2 separate regions of the Homo sapiens genome follow, and region 2 is linked to region 1. A link is an interaction called in ENCODE POLR2A ChIA-PET data of the cell type or tissue named here. Cell type or tissue: HepG2. All regions are shown on one strand. Links, peaks and the distances in the headings refer to the core of each region. The heading gives the core; the rest is flanking DNA.

Region 1 (8,325 bases), core at 274-8,273:
CAACATTAAAAGATACACTAAATTCTGAAGGTAGCTATGCTGCAAAATAGTTTAAAATTAAACAATTGTACAGTATTCATTTATGCTTGAAATTCCAGTCCTAGACCAAGCTTGTGGCCACCAGCATTGACGTTCTTGCCATCCAGAAGAGCTGACAGTGTCAGTTTAATACCTGCAGGGAGAAAAATGAGGGAGAGGAAAGGAGGAGGAATGGAGGAAAGAAATGACAAGAAAGATTAACACCAAATTCAGAACCTGTTCCAGGTATTATCAGCAGGGTCCAAACTACATGGCCCTTCAATCCTTGTTACTTAGCACTATCTGACCAACAGGCATACTACAGTGGGCTTATAAAACAACTATAATTATCCCACCGCCCAGAGAGCCTACCCAAATCTACTTCTGGAACCCCACTTTCCTTTTTCCTCTCACTGTTCCCCTGGTACAATTAGTCTATAGCACTGGTAGCATGCAGTAAGCTTCTTTGGCAATCATCCCTTTAAATGAAACCTCAATCCTGAATCCAACCTAAGGTCTTACATGTTCATGTTCATAGTGTACACACATGTGTAGTGTGCATGTACATCCACAGATGCACACAACAAACTGACATTCCCTGGAATAACCTGATTCAGGGAGTAGCTGGTAGTCTTAGATTTCCAGGGTTCAAAAGTGGTTATACACTAGAACTATAATACGCCGTGGACTGGCCTAGCCAACTGTGCAGAGGAAACCTGCAAACCACTTTTCCTATTTCTTTGTCTTTTTACAGTGGGGCTGATTTATAAGTTAGTTTTGAGAATCTGCCAGAAATAAGTATCAAGCATTATGTCCACACTGGAAAAAAGGATGGAAGAAAATAGCAAAGAATATGTGTTAGCCTCAGCCTTTTTCCTCCTGCTTGCTACATCTCATATTCTCCAAATGTTTTATAATGACCCCATACTCCTTTATAAACATTTAATTATACTTTACATATATCCATTTATATATACCCACTGTATTATATAAACATTTTATAAGCAATGACATAAATCAGCAAACCAGCACCACAATTTTTTTAAGATAAAGAACCGATTTCACACACAAGCAACACATACCTGGCTTTAGAGTCTGAGTGTATCCTAAACCTATCAGGCTGGAGTTGTTCACTTTAGCCTAATCAAGGAAATGACAAAACAGAGAAAACATTAAGTATAATACTTTGCACTTCCATCTCCAAAATTAGAGCTTTTTAGTCAACCAACCTTGGACTTTAGAATCAAAATTTTTCATGACCACCTTGTTCATGAGATTCATTAAATTCAATACAAAATACATCAATTTTAGGTGCATACCTTTCTGTTCAAAGGGTGTGCTGAGATCTGACACCCCTCATAAGAACAAAGCAGAGAGAAGGAAGGCCTCTTAGGGGCCAGTGTCCTTTTGCTCATATAAATAATGAGGCTCCTTTTCTCTTGTTTTTAAGTGCTTGCTGTTAAGGGAGCCAAATTCGGTTCTAGTTTAGGAGACTTAAAAAGGGCTGTCCATAAATTACACAAACCAGTACAGACACCATTCTGCAACATGAGATTCCCTCATTTCACCCCAAAGAGATACAGCCGCCAGTGCCCTGTGACAACAGAAATGAGCCCAATAGGATTTACTGCAAAAACTGTGTAGTAGTTCGAGGGCCTGTGAGCAATGCCAGAGACTCTGCAAGATGCCAACTGACTATTGATTTCTTAATATGCAATGCAGGAGCTGAAAAGGAGAATGAAAAGTGAGGCGGGGCGGGGGGAATTATCAATTAGAACCCTAGATTTCAGAGTGCCCCTTTTAACAGTCCGCATGATAGAACAGGAACTGGTATTAATGGAAGAGGCTTAACAGTAAGCCAGTCTGGTTCAAATCCAGCTCCCAGCACTTTCCTGCTGTGTACCTTTGAGCAAGTTACTCACCTAAGTTTCTAGTTCCTCATTTGTAAAAACAGAGATGATTGGCCAGGGGCCATGGCTCATGCCTGTAATTCCAGCATTTTGGGAGGCCGAGGCAGGCAGATCACCTGAGGTCAGGAGTTCGAGACCAGCCTGACCAACATGGTGAAACCCCGTCTATACTAAAAACACAAAAATTATCCAGGTGTGGTGGTGGGTGCCTGTGTTCCCAGCTACATGGGAGGGTGAGGCAGTAGAATCACTTGAACCTGGGGGACGGAGGTTGCGCAGTGAGCTGAGATCGTGCCATTGCACTCCAGCCTGGGCAACAAAGGGAGACTCCGTCTCAAAAAAAAAAACAAACAAACAGAGATGATTGGCCAGGCATGGTGGCTCATGCCTTGTAATCCCAACATTTGGGAGGTTGAGGTGGGAGGACAGCTTGAGCCCAGGAGTTTGAGACCAGCCCAGGCAACAGAGTGAGACATTGTCTCTACTAAAAATTTTTTTTTAATTAGCCAGGCATGCTGGTGTGCCTATAGTCCCAGCTACTTGGGAGGCTGAGGTGGCAGGATTACTTGAGCACAGGAGGATGAGGCTGCAGTGAGCTGCAATTACACCACTGCATCCAACCTGGGCCTTGTCTCAAAAAAACAAAAAATAAAAAAAACCCAGAGATGATTAAAAAACCAAAGCACCTATTTCAAATGGGATTAAACACAGTAATCTACACAAAAGGCTCTGCACAGTGCCTGGTACCCATAAGAAGTACTAGTAGTATGATCACTGTACTCATTTGGCACTCTTTTCAAAGTGAGAACATCTCTCACTTTGTTTTTGTTTTTTTGAGACGGAGTCTTTTTTTTTTTTTTGAGATAGAATCTCACTCTGTCACCCAGGCTGGAGTGCAGTGACACGATCTCAGCTCACTGCAACCTCCGCCTCCCCGGTTCAAGCAATTCTCCTGCCTCAGCCTCTCGAGTAGCTGGGATTACAGGCACACGCCACCATGCCCGGCTAATTTTTGTACTTTTAGTAGACAGGGTTTCACCGTGTTGGCGAGGCTGGTGTCAGACTCCTGACCTCAAGTGATCTGCCTGCCTTGGCCTCCCAAAGTGCAGGGATTACAGGCGTGAGTCACGGCGCCCAGCAGCATCTCTCACTTTGAGTAAGCTGAAGCACAGCACTCCAGCAAACCTGAAGGATTCCAACATAAAGAGCAGATGGGCCTGCCTGTGAGATGCGTGATTCCACAGATACCCACCGAGAAGCAGGCGTCAGGGTCAATCTGATACTTGGCTGCTATTCCGAAGCGCGTGTTACTGTTTCCTGCTGTCCAGGCAAGATTGACAGCGGTCTCCAACTTCTTGTTCACTTTCTGGTAAATGGAGCCGCCAAACTCTGTCCCGTCATTCCTGCAAACAAGCACAGGACAGATGCTGAGCTTCCCAGGGAGGTGAGCTGCAGCCCAGACAGATCCACCCAAGTCTCCCAGAAGACAGGGATGACAGAAATGGACTGAACCAATACTGGTATTAAGGGAAGTCAGAAGTTCACCAAATTTCACAAAACAGGTACTAAATTACAGGAAGTCTGATAAGTATGGAACAGGCACCTAGCCAGGCACAGTGGCTCACACCTGTAATCCCAGCACTTTGGGAGGCCGAGATGGGCAGATCACTTGAGGTCAGGGGTTTGAGACCAGCCTGGCCAACATGGTGAAACCCTGTTTCTACTAAAAATACAAAAATTGACCGGGCTGGTGCCATACGCCTGTAATCCCAGCTACTCAAGAGGCTGAGGCAGGAGAATCGCTTGAACCTGGGAGGCAGAGGTTGCAGTAAGCCGAGATCGCGCCACTGCACTCCAGCCTGGGCAACAGAGCAAGACATTGTCTCAAACAAAAAAAGAAAAAGCCAGGGGAGAGGGGGTACGTGGTGACTCACGCCTGTAATCCTAGCATTTTGGGAGGCCGAGGCAGCAGGACTGCTTGAGCCCAGGATATAGCTTGGGCAACAGAGCGAGATCCTGTCTCTATAAGGAAAAAAAAAAAAAAGAAGCAGCAAGTAGAGCACTGAGATTCTGAGTGATTTATTTTTACTGCTACTGATGTTATTACTTTTATAAACGATTCTACCAGAAAAATGGCATGGAAGTCCGGGTGCAGTGGTTCATGCCTATAATCCCAGCACTTTGGGAGGCCAAGGCGGGCAGATCATTTGAGGTCAGGAGTTTGAGACCAGCCTGGCTAACATGATGAAACCCTGTCTCTACTAAAAACATAAAAATTAGCTGGGCATGGTGGCAGGTGCCTGTAATCCCAGCAACCTGGGGGGGTGAGGCAGGAGAATCGTCTGAACCCAGGAGGCAGAGGTTGCAGTGAGCTGAGATCTCACCACTGCACTCCAGTCTGGGTGACAGAGTGAGACTCTGGCTCAAAAAATAAAAGTAAAAATAAAAAATGTTATGGAAAGAGAAGAAAATGAGAAGAGAACACAGCCAGAAATGGCAAGAAAGGTGGGGCTGCACATATGCCTCAGAAGGCAAGTTAGAGCCCTTGGCACAACCTGCTGCAGCCACTGCTGGGGAGATACAGTTGGCACTGACCCAGCCTCTTGGAGGAGCAGCACTTCAAAAGAGCTTAATCCACAATTCATCTCGTCCACCTGTGCATACTCCTCACCCATGCTGCAACATCTAAGCCTGGCAGGATTTGAAAGGGAGCTTTTTGCTACATCATAAAATGTCTCCCTCTTTCAAAAACATTCAGAATGAAACCCCAGCTGGCCAAGCTCCCTCCTCTCTTACAAACACACTGAATGACTCCAGTTGCTGGGAATATCCCTTTCCCTTCTTCAGTCATTCAAATTCTCCTCTTCCTCTTTTGGGGCCCTGCTTAAGCTCTCAGAATTTGAAAGTCTGCCCCACCCAGCTGAACAGCCTATACAAACTCTGCAGTCACTGCCACCCCTAAAAAGGCATACGAAGAGCTCAGAGTCTACACTTTGTCCTCTGTCGGGCTGGGGTCGGCACAGATCATAGACTGTCTCTCATTACTGCTTTCAGATTGTTGTTTATACACACAGTGCATACTGGTGCCTGGTCAGAAGCAACCTTCTCCATGGAGGGAACCACAGAAAACAAAAACAGTTAAAGTGGCTGCCACTGCGGAGCTGGGATGAGCAGGCTGAGGCAGGCTGGAATCACTGCTTTTCATAGGCCCATCTGTACTGTTTGATTTTACAACCATGGGTTCAGACTCCTTTGATTAAAAAAATTAAGAAAAATTTTAATGCTGCAATTTTTTAAAAAGGAATGACCATCCTCCTTGCATCAGATGGTCTTCAAGCCTGCCTAGACCCTCTCAAACATCTTTAACATAAAATCAGTGTCTGAGTTCTGCCTCATCATTGTGGGCATTTCCAGTGGAAATGGCATTGGTTAACTGTGAGTCAGAGCCCACGTACTTTGGAATCCAGCAAAGGGCTTCAGGACCTAAGAACAAAAACTCTAGTCTTCACAAGACACTCTCCCTAAATCAGAGAATACATTCTAAATTTTCTTTTTTTTTTTTCCCCAAGATGGGATCTTGCTCTGTTTCCCAGGCTGGAGAGCAGTGGCAAAATCATAGCTCACTGTAACCTCAAACTCCTGGGCTCAAGTGATCACAGGCATGTTGCCACCATGCCCAGCTAATTTTTAAAAAATTTCTTAGAGACAGAGTATTTCTATGTTCCCCAGGCTGGTCCCAAACTCCTGGCCTCAAGTGATCCTCCCGCCTCAGCCTCCCAAGTAGCTAGGATTACACGTATGAGCCACACATTGTAAATTTTCGTTTCCCCATGAAATTCAGCGAGACAGACATTATGCTTCTAGAAAGTACAGGGAGACCCAGGCACTGCCTGATTCACAGAGAATCCTGTCTTCTGTAGACAGCCCAAGTATGCTACAATAAAACAGCAGCCTGTCAAAAATAAGATTTTTGAATGACTTTAGTAATATATTCAAATGGGGAAGTTTCTTGGGCTTACATGTTTTTAAAAAAGGCCAGACTTTTCAGAATATCCTAAAACCAGGAACACAATACTGCCTTCCTGTACAGAGCTTTCAAAACCATAAACAGAAGGCAGATGCAGTGGCTCACACCTGTAATCCCAGCACTTTGGGAGGCCAAGGCGGGCAGATCGCTTGAGCTCACAAGTTCAAGAACAACCTGGGCAACATGGCGAAATCCTGCCTCCACAAAAAATACAAAAATTAGCCAGGTGTGGTGGCATGCACCTGTAGTCCCAGCTACTTGCAAGGCTGAGGTGGGAGTATCACTTAATCCCGGGAGGTGGAGGCTGCAGAGATCGTGCCACTGAACTCCAGCCTGGGTGAGAGAGTGAGACCCTGTCACCAAAAAATAATAATAATAAATAAATAAATACACAGGTGGAACTGTTCAAATTCATCTATATGAAGCACAAAGAATTTCTGTTATGCATTTGGGCCCCTGCAAGCACCAGGGCAACCCAGATGAGTTGTGTCAGCTGCCTTCACGCTGGTTCCAAAAATAAACCATACCCACTTGTTGCTTATTTAAAATGCTGAAGCTCAGATATGTGGGGGAAATGGCTAACAGCCATTGTTCCTCCTAGAATTGGTACTGAAGAATTGGTGCCAATGCCCAATTTCAAACCAAGGAAAACACTTCCCATGCCAATCAGAATTCTACGTTCAAAAACATTTCTATGCATGTGGTATGTTTCCTATAGCTTTTTAGTATGTTTCACCTCTTCTTAATTAAACATATAATAAAATTGATATTTTCTTTGCTTTTTTTTTTTTTTTTTTTTTTTGAGACGGAGTCTTGCTCTGTTGCTCAGGCTAGAGCGCAGTGGCGTGATCTCGGCTCATTGCAAACTCCACCTCCCAGGTTCAAGCGATTCTCCTGCTTCAGCCTCCCAAGTAGCTGGGATTACAGGCACCCGCCACCACGCCCAGCTAATTTTTGTATTTTTAGTAGAGATGGGGTTTCACCTTCTTGACCAGGCTGGTCTTGAACTTCTGACCTCGTGATCCACCCGCCTCGGCCTCCCAAAGTGCTGGGATTACAGGCGTGAGCCACGACGCCCGGCCAAAATGGATATTTTCTTGGTATACATTTTTACGAATTTTAACACACGTACACAGATTAATGTAACCATGACGACAGTCAGAATATAGAACAGTTCCCTCCCCGAAACTCCCTCAGTCACTGCTTTGTAGTCATACCCTCCCCGCCCCCTGCCAACCACTAGATTGTCCATCTCTATAGTTTTCCTGTGACTTTTTAGCTGTAACAGATTCCAAATTAATGATAAAAATTCCTCAAAAAATTTATTAATGGAAATATTAGTTTACACATTAATATCACTGATTTGCCTTAAGTTTAAGAAGTTACTTCTTTAGTGACCTCTAGTGGAAAGAAATAAACATGGTAACTCTGCACCCAGCTTGTGCCTGTCACAGGTTAATTCCTCATGAAACTAAATAAAACAAGGTTTATGGATAAAACAAGATTCATGAATGAAATGTGTTTCCCTTAACTTAAATCATCAATCTACTTCAATTCTCAAGGGGCTCTCTCCTAACCTATAATCACTGTTTCCCTTCACCATACTGTCCAATAGTTACTTTTACATGCTTCACTGTACAGAGAAGATAGTTTGTAACTGAGATAATCAGCTCCTAAATTTGTCTACCATGTCTACATGTCATCAAGCCCAGCAGGCTAATCCTCAGGCATTAGACAGAGAAAGAGAGCTGTTTTGTTAACTAAAACAAAAACTGCAGGGAATGGACACGCTCTGGACTGACACCATGTCCCTGCTGTAATTAATCAGCCACTTTGTGTACCTGTGGCAATATATACTGTTCACAGAGTGGAAAGGATCTAAGACACTCCAGGAAATGGGTAGGTGGGAAACAAAAGATAGCAGCAGGCCATGTGGCTCATCTAATGCCAACAAACTCACTTTACAGTGGTTAAAAACTGGGCTTTCTTAAAAAAAAAAAAAAAAAAACAGTGAAAAGCAATCCCCTTACCACACATGCTCCAACCCCACCCCTCCCACCCTGCTGCCCCCATGTACACTTACACATTAGTGTGAAGCTGGAATTCATCAGTCTTGTAGCCAACTGCAAAGTTGCTCTGGGTCACTCGGGATTTTGCAGTCTCAAAATTCATCTGGTAGCCGGCCAGCCAGCCCTCGTAACCTAGCACCAGAGCACCCCGGATGGAAGGCCCAGCAATGTCGAAATCCATGTCGCAGCCCAGGTTAATGTGCTCCCGCTTGTACCCTGTCTTGATTTTAGCATTTTTTTTCCTGAAGGAAAATAAGTTATATTAAGATCAGAAGCTAACTCACCTTGAAATGCAAGTTGT
Region 2 (8,325 bases), core at 54-8,053, 120 kb after region 1:
GAGGTAGGAGAATGGCGTGAACCCGGGAGGCGGAGCTTGCAGTAAGCTGAGGTCGCGCCACTGCGCTCCAGCCTGGGTGAAGAGTGAGACTCCGTCTCAAAAAAAAAAAAAAAAAAAAAAAAAAGACATGAAATGGGGCAGCTGCCTTTGTGCTCCCCAGTGAGAGGCCCTAATGCCAACGAGCAGCCTGCAGAGTAGGGAGGAGCTGCCCTGGGCCCCACAGCTGCCATGTCCAGGGCAAAGTACACACTGATGGGGCTGCCAGGGCCACTGCTGGGCTCCTGCCCAGACTGCAAAGGCCTGGGGAAACCCAAGGAAATGTCTTCAATTTAACCAAGAACTCTGAGTTTCCCACGTACATGCTGCAGAACCCAAGAGTCACCCCATTTGGGAGCATCAGTTCCTCCACATGTCCAGTTTCCTTTTCTAGCATTTCCCAAGGGGAACTCCACAAAATGCCAATAGACGTGCCATGTAAAAAAAGGTGGTGTGGTCAAATACATTTGGAAAATTTGAGATTAAATAAAACGGTTGTTTTCTAAGCAGAATATCTCAGTGCCTTTATTTAACATGCAAATATACGTCTCAAAAATCCAAGAGGAGGCTGGGCACAATAACACACACCTATAATCCCAGCAGTTTGGGAGGCTGAGGCAGGAGGCTCATCTGATGCCAGGAGTTCGAGACCAGCCTGGGCACTACAGGGAGATCCCATCTCTACAAAAAATTTTTAAAATTAGCTGGGTATGGTGGCTCGTGCCTATAGTCCCTGCTACTCAGGAGGCTGAGGTGGGGTGATTGCTTGAGCCCAGGAGATTGAGCCTGCAGTGAGCTATGATTGCATCACTGCACCCCAGCCTAGGCAGCAGAGTGAGACTCTGTCTCAGTAAATAAATAAATAAATAAATAAATAAATAAATAAATAAATCCAAGAGGAAGACAGAGTGGACTGTTTGCCAGATGTAATCTAACTTTTTCTCATAGACTATCACAAGACTGGGGTTTATTGGAATCCTTGGGTGGCCTTCCTCTATACCTAACGTTGCCATCCCCTCCCACTGCCCAATGATCCTAGTGAGCTGGGAGAGGCGAGCTGAGGCGCAGGACTCTAGGACTGCACTGCCCAGTTTAGCAGCTACCAGCCACACGTGGCTATTTACATTTAAATTCACTGCAACTAAATCAAACGTAAAGTGCAGTTCCTCGGTCACACCAGCCCCACTGTAAATGCTCAATGGCCACATGTGGCTAGTGGCTACTGTACTGGACAACACAGAGAACAATTTCCATCACTGCAGAAAGTTCTGGAGGAATGGTGCTTGTCTAGCTTCTAGAGAGGCTGGGAGACAAGCCCAGAGCCATAGAGAAATTCTAGGAAAGAGCCAAACCAGCTTCACCCTCCCGCTCTCAGCTTCAGAATCTGAGAACCAAGCTCCCTTGAGACCGATAAGCCATGGGCGCCAGCCACCGAGTCAGACTCTATCCCGCGTGCCAGAGGAGTTTCACTGAAACTGCAAGGAAGTGCGTGTTTCCTTTCCCCAGGGCCCGGGATTGTGCGGGGCAGCCCCTGACTCCCCCGCCTTGGTTCCCTCCTAGGGGCTTCCTCCTCAGCCCTCCCCAGGCCCCACTGACACTGCCGAGGGCAATGAGTCCTGGAAGAGGGAAGGGAGGAGTTGCGCTCCTCTCTCCAGTGCTCCTTTGTGGAGTCCCAGTCCCAGAGTGCCCTCACCCTCCATGCCAGGTGACAAGGCATCTAAAAGATTGCCTCTGCCCCCAGCCAGGGACCGGGCCCACAGCTTGACTGAGCAGCCCCGGCTGCAGGATTTAGGGCAGCTTCTAGGAGCTGTCTCTGCCAGGGCTCTCAGCATTATCCAATCCCAGTCTTGGGGAAGGGGGTTGTGGGCCACACGATCTCTCCTTTATCTAGCCAACTAAGGATGATCTGCTCTCACACCCCTGCCTTCCCCCTTTCTATGCTTATCTATATTTTCTTTTCTTTTCTCTTCTTCTTTTTTTTATTTTTTTTGAGACAGGGTCTCACTCTGTCACCTAGGCTGGAGTGCAGTGGCGTGATCAACCTTCACCTCCTGAGCTCAAGTGATCCTCCCACCTCAGCCTCCCAAGTAGCTGGGATTACAGGTGTGTGCCACCACACCTGGCTAATTTTTGTATTTTATGTAGAGAGAGGGTTTTTCATGTTGCCCAGGCTGGTTTTGAACTCCTGAGTTCAATCTGCCTGCCTCCGCCTCCTAAAGTGCTGGAATTACAGGCATACGCCACCGCACCAGCCCCATCTTTAGATGGACAGTTATGGGCTCTCCAGCAGGCAAACGAAGGCCTAGCTAAGGGGCTTGCAGCCCCCTCTGGGGAAGCCGTGGATTTCCTGGGACTTAGCCTATTGCTAGAGACTCGTGGTCCCAGCGCACATCCCTACCAGCGTCTCCAGTGTTGCCTCTCTCAAAGCACATGCCTGTCTCATAAAAAGATATCAGCATTAGTGCTGTCAGGACCCTTCACATCACTGCAATTAATGAACCCCACAGTCTCAAACATCCTGTTTCCAACATTTTGATAATAGTACCCTGTTTTCTTTTGGAAGGAAACCCAGGTTGGATTGATTAACAAATACAATCATTATTTAACCTCAGAACTTGGTTTTGAAATTAATTTACAATAAAAGAAAAACTCCTCACTAAATAATCTGTCTAATTACATGTTAAGGACTCAGAATGGAAAACATTCAGGAACACAAAAGACCCAACCAAGCTCATTAGCTCTGTTTGCCTCTAACTTATCTCTATGGCAACTCACAGAGGGTCCAGGGAAAAAAAGGTTTTTAAAATTAGATCATCAAGAACTTCATCCAGAACAGCCACAACACAAAACTCTTTCAAAAAGCCTTTGGTTGTTGAAATGGTGAGGGCATGTTTCCTGATCACAGATGAGCACAGGCGTAGGGGAGCCTCTTCCTGGAAGCCCTCGGCCACCTCGGTTCACCCTGTAGAGGTCATTTCAATGGCTGGAAGGTGCTTGGTCCCGCAGCCCTCACCCACGGTGGAGGGGCTGCTGGTGAAGGTGGTGAAAATGCTCCTCTGGACGTGGCGGGGAGAATAGAAGAGTGTGTGTTTTCTCAAAATGAGGCCCACAGACATAGAAGGAGCCAGACGTCTAATTTTGCCTGCAACTGCAGCTCAAGGTTCTGAAGGTTTTTCCACTGGGACCCTCACAGTACAAGTCTTGCCAACACAAGGATTCCTTTCTTTTTCTTTTTCTTTCTTTCTTTTTTTTTTGAGATAGAGTTTCGCTCTAGTTGCCTAGCTGGAGTGCAACGGCAAGATCTCGGCTCACTGCAACCTCTGCCTCCCAGGTTTAAGCAATTCTCCAGCCGCAACTTCCCGAGTAGCTGGGATTACAGGCGCCTGCCAGCACGCCTGGCTAATTTTTGTATTTTTAGTAGAGAACGGGGTTTGACCATTTTGCCTAGGCTGGTCTCAAACTCCTGACCTCAGGGGATCCACTAGCCTCAGCCTCCCAAAATGCTGGGATTACAGGTGTGAGCTACCATGCCCTGCTTATTATTATTATTATTATTATTATTATTATTATTATTATTTTGAGACAGAGTCTTGCTCTGTCACCCAGGCCGCAGTGCAGTGGCACGATGTCAGCTCATTGCAACCTCCATTACCTCTCAGGTTCAAGCAATTCTCCTGCCTCAGCCTCCCAAATAGCTGGGATTACAGGCACCCACCACCATGCTGGGATTACAGGCACCCACCACCATGACCGGCTAATTTTTGTATTTTTGGTAGAGACAAGGTTTCACCATATTGGCCAGGCTTGTCTCAAACTCCTGACTTCGGGTGATCTGCCTGCCTCAGCCTCCCAAAGTGCTGGGATTACAGGCGTGAGCCACCACACCCGGCCAAGGATTCCTTTCTTTCAGACCAGTCCTCTGCTAACCTCTGACAATGCTCCCCTCTCAACCTCCTGGACAGGTGGTGGTGTCCTGGTGGCCCTGACCACCAGCTCCATCTTTATAACATGAAGACCCTTGGCCCCAGGCCTCTAGGCCTTCTGCATGAGCTGGGCCTGATCTTTTCCTTGGGGCTGTCTGCAGCCTGCACAAGTGAGGGGACTAAGGCCACGGTGACCAGGGCAAGTCCAGCTCCTACTCTTACCCTGAGGGGCCCTCCCAGAGGGTTGAGTCACCTGGGGAGGGAGCAAAGTGCAAAAGGTCCAAGTTCTAGTCCACAATGGGTAGGAAAACAAACCAGCTCAGCTGCACCAGATCCAAAGTCATGTTTGAAGGCCTGTAATTTTGAAGGCCGAACCTGTTCAGGAGCAGTGGGCAAGCCAGGCTGGACTCCAGGCTCTGATCCTGAAGGAGCAATGAGAAGGGAGACCAGGCGCCGCTGGGGCTGCACAAATACTGGGTAAAATTCTGACACAGAGGAGAAACGGAGACTCATAGAGAGACACTGTAGGAGAGAAGGAAGGCGGGCAGAGAGGTGGACAGGCAGGAAAGGCAGGACTCATTGAAACTTACCAGCTCACAGCCTGTGTGCTTCAGGTCGAGCACAGACTCTTAAAAGTAGGGCTTTGGGTGGACTGTGATTTAGGCCATCAAAAAAAGCCAGCATCTGGTTGGGTCTGGCTTGGGGAGGGTGGCTCCGGCTTACCCTCTGTCACTGCAGAACTGCTCTTCAATGGGACCAGCCTTTTACATTCCCAGAAAGCCCCTCTGCTTCTCAGGGCCCTAAAGGTGCCGTTTGGGGATGCTAGAGGAGGCTGGAGCCCATGGGGTCCCTCTCACCCGCTTCCTTTCCACTTCCTCCTCTGGCTCATGCTCCTTATCTGACCAGCCTGGCGCAGTCCGGCACAGCTGCAGAGGGTCAGAGCATCACGTCTGGGGAGTCATAATGAACATGCTGCACGGCCTCCTGGAGGCAGCCTTTCTCACCTTTCTCAACCACCTTCTTTTTTTAACTTTTACTTTTTGAGACAGGATCTTGCTCTGTCACCCAGGCTAGAGGGCAGTGGTGCAATCACAACACGCAGCAGCGTTGACCTCTTTGGCTTAAGCAATTCTCCCAGCTCAGCCTCCCAAGTAGCTGGACTACAGGCGCATGCCATCATCCCCAGCTAATTTTGTTTTTATTTTTTGTAGAGACAGGGTCTCCCTAAGTTGCCCAGGCCGGTCTCAAACTCCTGGACTCAAGTAATCCTCCAGTCTCGGCCTCTCAAAGTGCTGGGATTGTGGGTGAGAGCCACCATGCCTGGCCCCAACTACCTTCTTTATCTCCCCAGAACCTATCGTCCAGGCCCAGGGTTGAGACAGAGTGGGAAGGGGTCCATCCCACATTCCCCAGGCCTCGCTGGTACAGCCTGGCCCCTTGGTTGGTATGGGGTCAATCCAAACACGCCCTGTGAGCCCAGCCTTATGTGGCTGGCCCTGTGCATAGGCACAGGCAGAGAAAACAGAAGCAGCAGGATGCTTTTTATTTGTTAATCTAGCTTTGATGCCCCACCTCCTTCTCACAAGGAGTGGAGGCCCCTCAGGGAGTACTAAGTGCCAGGAGTATAGACCCTAGCAGTGGCCTGGGCTGGTCTCCAGGAGGAGGAGGCAGTCAGGGCTCTCCCTGAAAGCAAGCTGGGGTTAAATATTTTTAGGGCAGAGGAGGCACAAACCAGCCAGAGCTACCTTCCTTTCTAATCTTACCCAGGCATTAAGCTTTGAGAGTATCCCCCTCATTTACATACATTCACATTTGATTTGCATACGATGCAAAGAATGGAAAATTCCCCCAGTGCTTAGCCCCAAGATTACAGTCTCTAATACTTTATTCCCACAACCGCGGCACCCCGTGACAGACAGGGGGTCCTGCCTGTGATCTAGATCTGGGCTCCCTGCAGCCTGGGACCCAGCCTGCAGCCTCCTGCCTAGAGGTAGCAGCTCCTGTGAAGGGGGTGGCAGCAGCAGACGCAGGCCTAGCAAAACAAGGTACTTTCACATGTGACTCACACCAAGGACCAGAAGCAGAATTACAGTGTGAAAAACCAGAGCCGGCCGAGACTCCGTCGGGGAATCCCCTCCAGCTCCCTCTCTGTTTCACTCCTTTAAAAAGCCCTGGCCATGGCCCAGCACTCTAGAACCCTCCAAGAAAGTGCTGTGCCTCCCATCCAGGATGGGCAGGGGCCATGGCACTTCAGCCAGGCCCCTTGACTTTCTCTCTGGGTTCTTGGGCTCAGAAATTACATCTAAGCAGAGAAAGAGGCAGAAGTGGATTCATCCCAGGGGCAGAGCTGGAACTGGACCTGGGAGCAGTTGCTGCCTTGCAGGCCCCAGGGCTCCATGCTCATATTTTTCTTGGCCTGGCTTCCTCCTTCTGATCCATTCTCTGAGCTACCCATACACATGCAGCAAACTATTCTGCAAGACCACCAGAGCTGATTTCTGTTGCTTGCAAGGAGTAATCCCAACGGAAACCAGACATTCTCTGTGATGGCAGGATGCCCTGAAGTCCTTGACGAAGGCCACCTTCAGCTCCTGACACATGTCTGGATTTTCTGCCACCCTCAAGGGACCAGCATGGCTTCAAATCCTGCTCCTCTCAGTTTCCAGGGGCCTGACCTTGGGCACTTCCTTTCTCCGAGCCCCTAATTCTCTCACCTAGAAGATGATGCTGTTAATTAAGAAACACAGGATTGGCCAGGCGCGGTGGCTCACGCCTGTAATCCCAGCACTTTGGGAGGCCGAGGCAGGCAGATCACCCGAGGTCAGTAGTTCGAGACCAGCCCGGCCAACATGGTGAAACCCCATGTCTATTAAAAATACAAAAAAATTAGCCGGGCGTGGTGGTGCATGCCTGTAGTCCCAGCTACTCAGGAGGCTGACGTTGCAGTGAGCCGAGATCCACCACCACACTCCAGCCTGGGTGACCGAGCGAGACTCTGTCTCAAAAAAAAAAAAAAGAGTCCTGGCCTGTGAGCTGTTGTGAGCTTCACCGGCGTCGGCACAGGAGGTAATCCGTAAATGTGAGTTAACATTGTTCCTGTCACCATTGTTATTGCTATTATCCCACCAGCCTGAGTAGCTGTGTCAGGGTAGGGTCGGGACTCCTGACTGCTGGATCACTCTCAGGGACACCTTGTGCCATCCCTCACTGGGGTCCTCGTCAGCTGTGTGTCACAGCTGTCACCAACACTGATGTGGGGCTCCAGCAGGAGTTTCAGAACTGCTGAGCAGCTGCCAGGGCTCAGATGCAGCCTGACCCTCCCATTAGGCCCCGTGTTAGAGACTTCATTCCAAGAGACACCCTTCTAGGAGTCATGGGAACCAACATGCTGGCCAGTAGGCCAGCTTCGGAGTCCAGGCGAGAACGCTGTCGCAGCTCCCTGGTGACTGGAACGAGACTGCATGCCCATCCTCCACTATTCAGCGGCAGCAGCTGTGATGGGAGGCACAGGGGAGCGGTTTCCTTTTGAGGGTCCCGGGTCCAAACATCACCCTGGTTACTTCCCACTCCTGCAGTTGAGAGGCACGGCCCCTTCCAAATCCAGCCACCAGGGGGGGTCTGTGAGCAGCCCCCGCCGCTCTGGGGGGACTCTGGGCCTCGCCTGGGCTGAGAGGGGAGGAGGCTGAGGAACGGGCCACAGGGTCATCCGGGGCCAGTGCAGTGAGTGCACTCGTGGTCTGAATGGAGCAGACTCCCCAGCCCATCCCCCCACCCTCTACCCCCCCCACCCCAAAGCTTTTATTTCCACCTGCATTTTAAAAATAATATTAGGCCTGGCGCGGTGGCTCAAGCCTGTAATCCCAGCACTTTGGGAGGCTGAGGTGGGCGGATCACCTGAGGTCGGGAGTTCGAGACCAGCCTGACCAACATGGAGAAACCCCGTCTCTACTAAAAATACAAAATTAGCCAGGCGTGGTGGCGCAAACCTGTAATCCCAGCTACTCGGGAGGCTGAGGCAGGAGAATCGCTTGAACCCGGGAGGTGGAGGTTGTGGTGAGCCGAGATCATGCTATTGCACTCTAGCTTGGGCAACAAAAGTGAAACTCTGTCTCAAAAAAATAAAATAAAATAAAAACATTAAATAATATTTTTTTAATTACAAAAGCAACTCATGGTCAATTCATGACATGGGTGCTCTGGGTTTTCTGGTTTGTTTTACTTAGCTGCATGCTTCAAGATTTCCTGAGTTTGGGCTATAGGGCAGAGGAGGGTCCCTGCCTCTGGGCCTCAGTTTCCCCTGGGTGCATGTCTGGAGGTCCTAGTGTTCTCCTGAGTCTCCCTGAGTTCTCAGGGAGTTGTTAGAGTC

What was found. ChIA-PET counts read pairs that join two places held together with the same protein. Peaks named below come from ENCODE experiments on the same cell type or tissue, not always from the same donor. Only the 100,000 strongest peaks of a DNase experiment are listed, where the experiment ranks them.
Region 2: POLR2A ChIA-PET joins it to region 1 with 14 read pairs; 2 of 35 experiments call an interaction of 5 or more read pairs at or near these places.

What each region holds. Positions count from the first base shown.
Region 1 is chr5:133,972,691-133,981,015 of GRCh38, forward strand. VDAC1 (voltage dependent anion channel 1) reads right to left here. Exons shown (of 9, transcript NM_003374.3): 6 at 8,039-8,266; 7 at 3,181-3,331; 8 at 1,101-1,158; 9 at 1-172. The coding sequence ends at 81. Among named protein-coding and RNA genes, the nearest start is that of C5orf15, 8.2 kb to the left of the region's middle. RefSeq lists a silencer at 1,474-1,674. In HepG2, for the core only: a CTCF peak has its summit at 7,374 (motif pointing left); DNase peaks (open chromatin) are centred at 4,941 and 5,373.
Region 2 is chr5:134,094,598-134,102,922 of GRCh38, forward strand. It overlaps a transcript of VDAC1 not described here. Among named protein-coding and RNA genes, the nearest start is that of TCF7, 16 kb to the right of the region's middle. RefSeq lists a silencer at 4,761-5,055 and enhancers at 5,710-5,829, 5,840-6,089, 6,893-7,860, 7,004-7,053, 7,441-7,735 and 1 more. In HepG2, for the core only: CTCF peaks have their summits at 4,927 and 7,572 (motif pointing right); DNase peaks (open chromatin) are centred at 4,254, 5,053 and 7,584; H3K4me3 peaks cover 1,287 bases.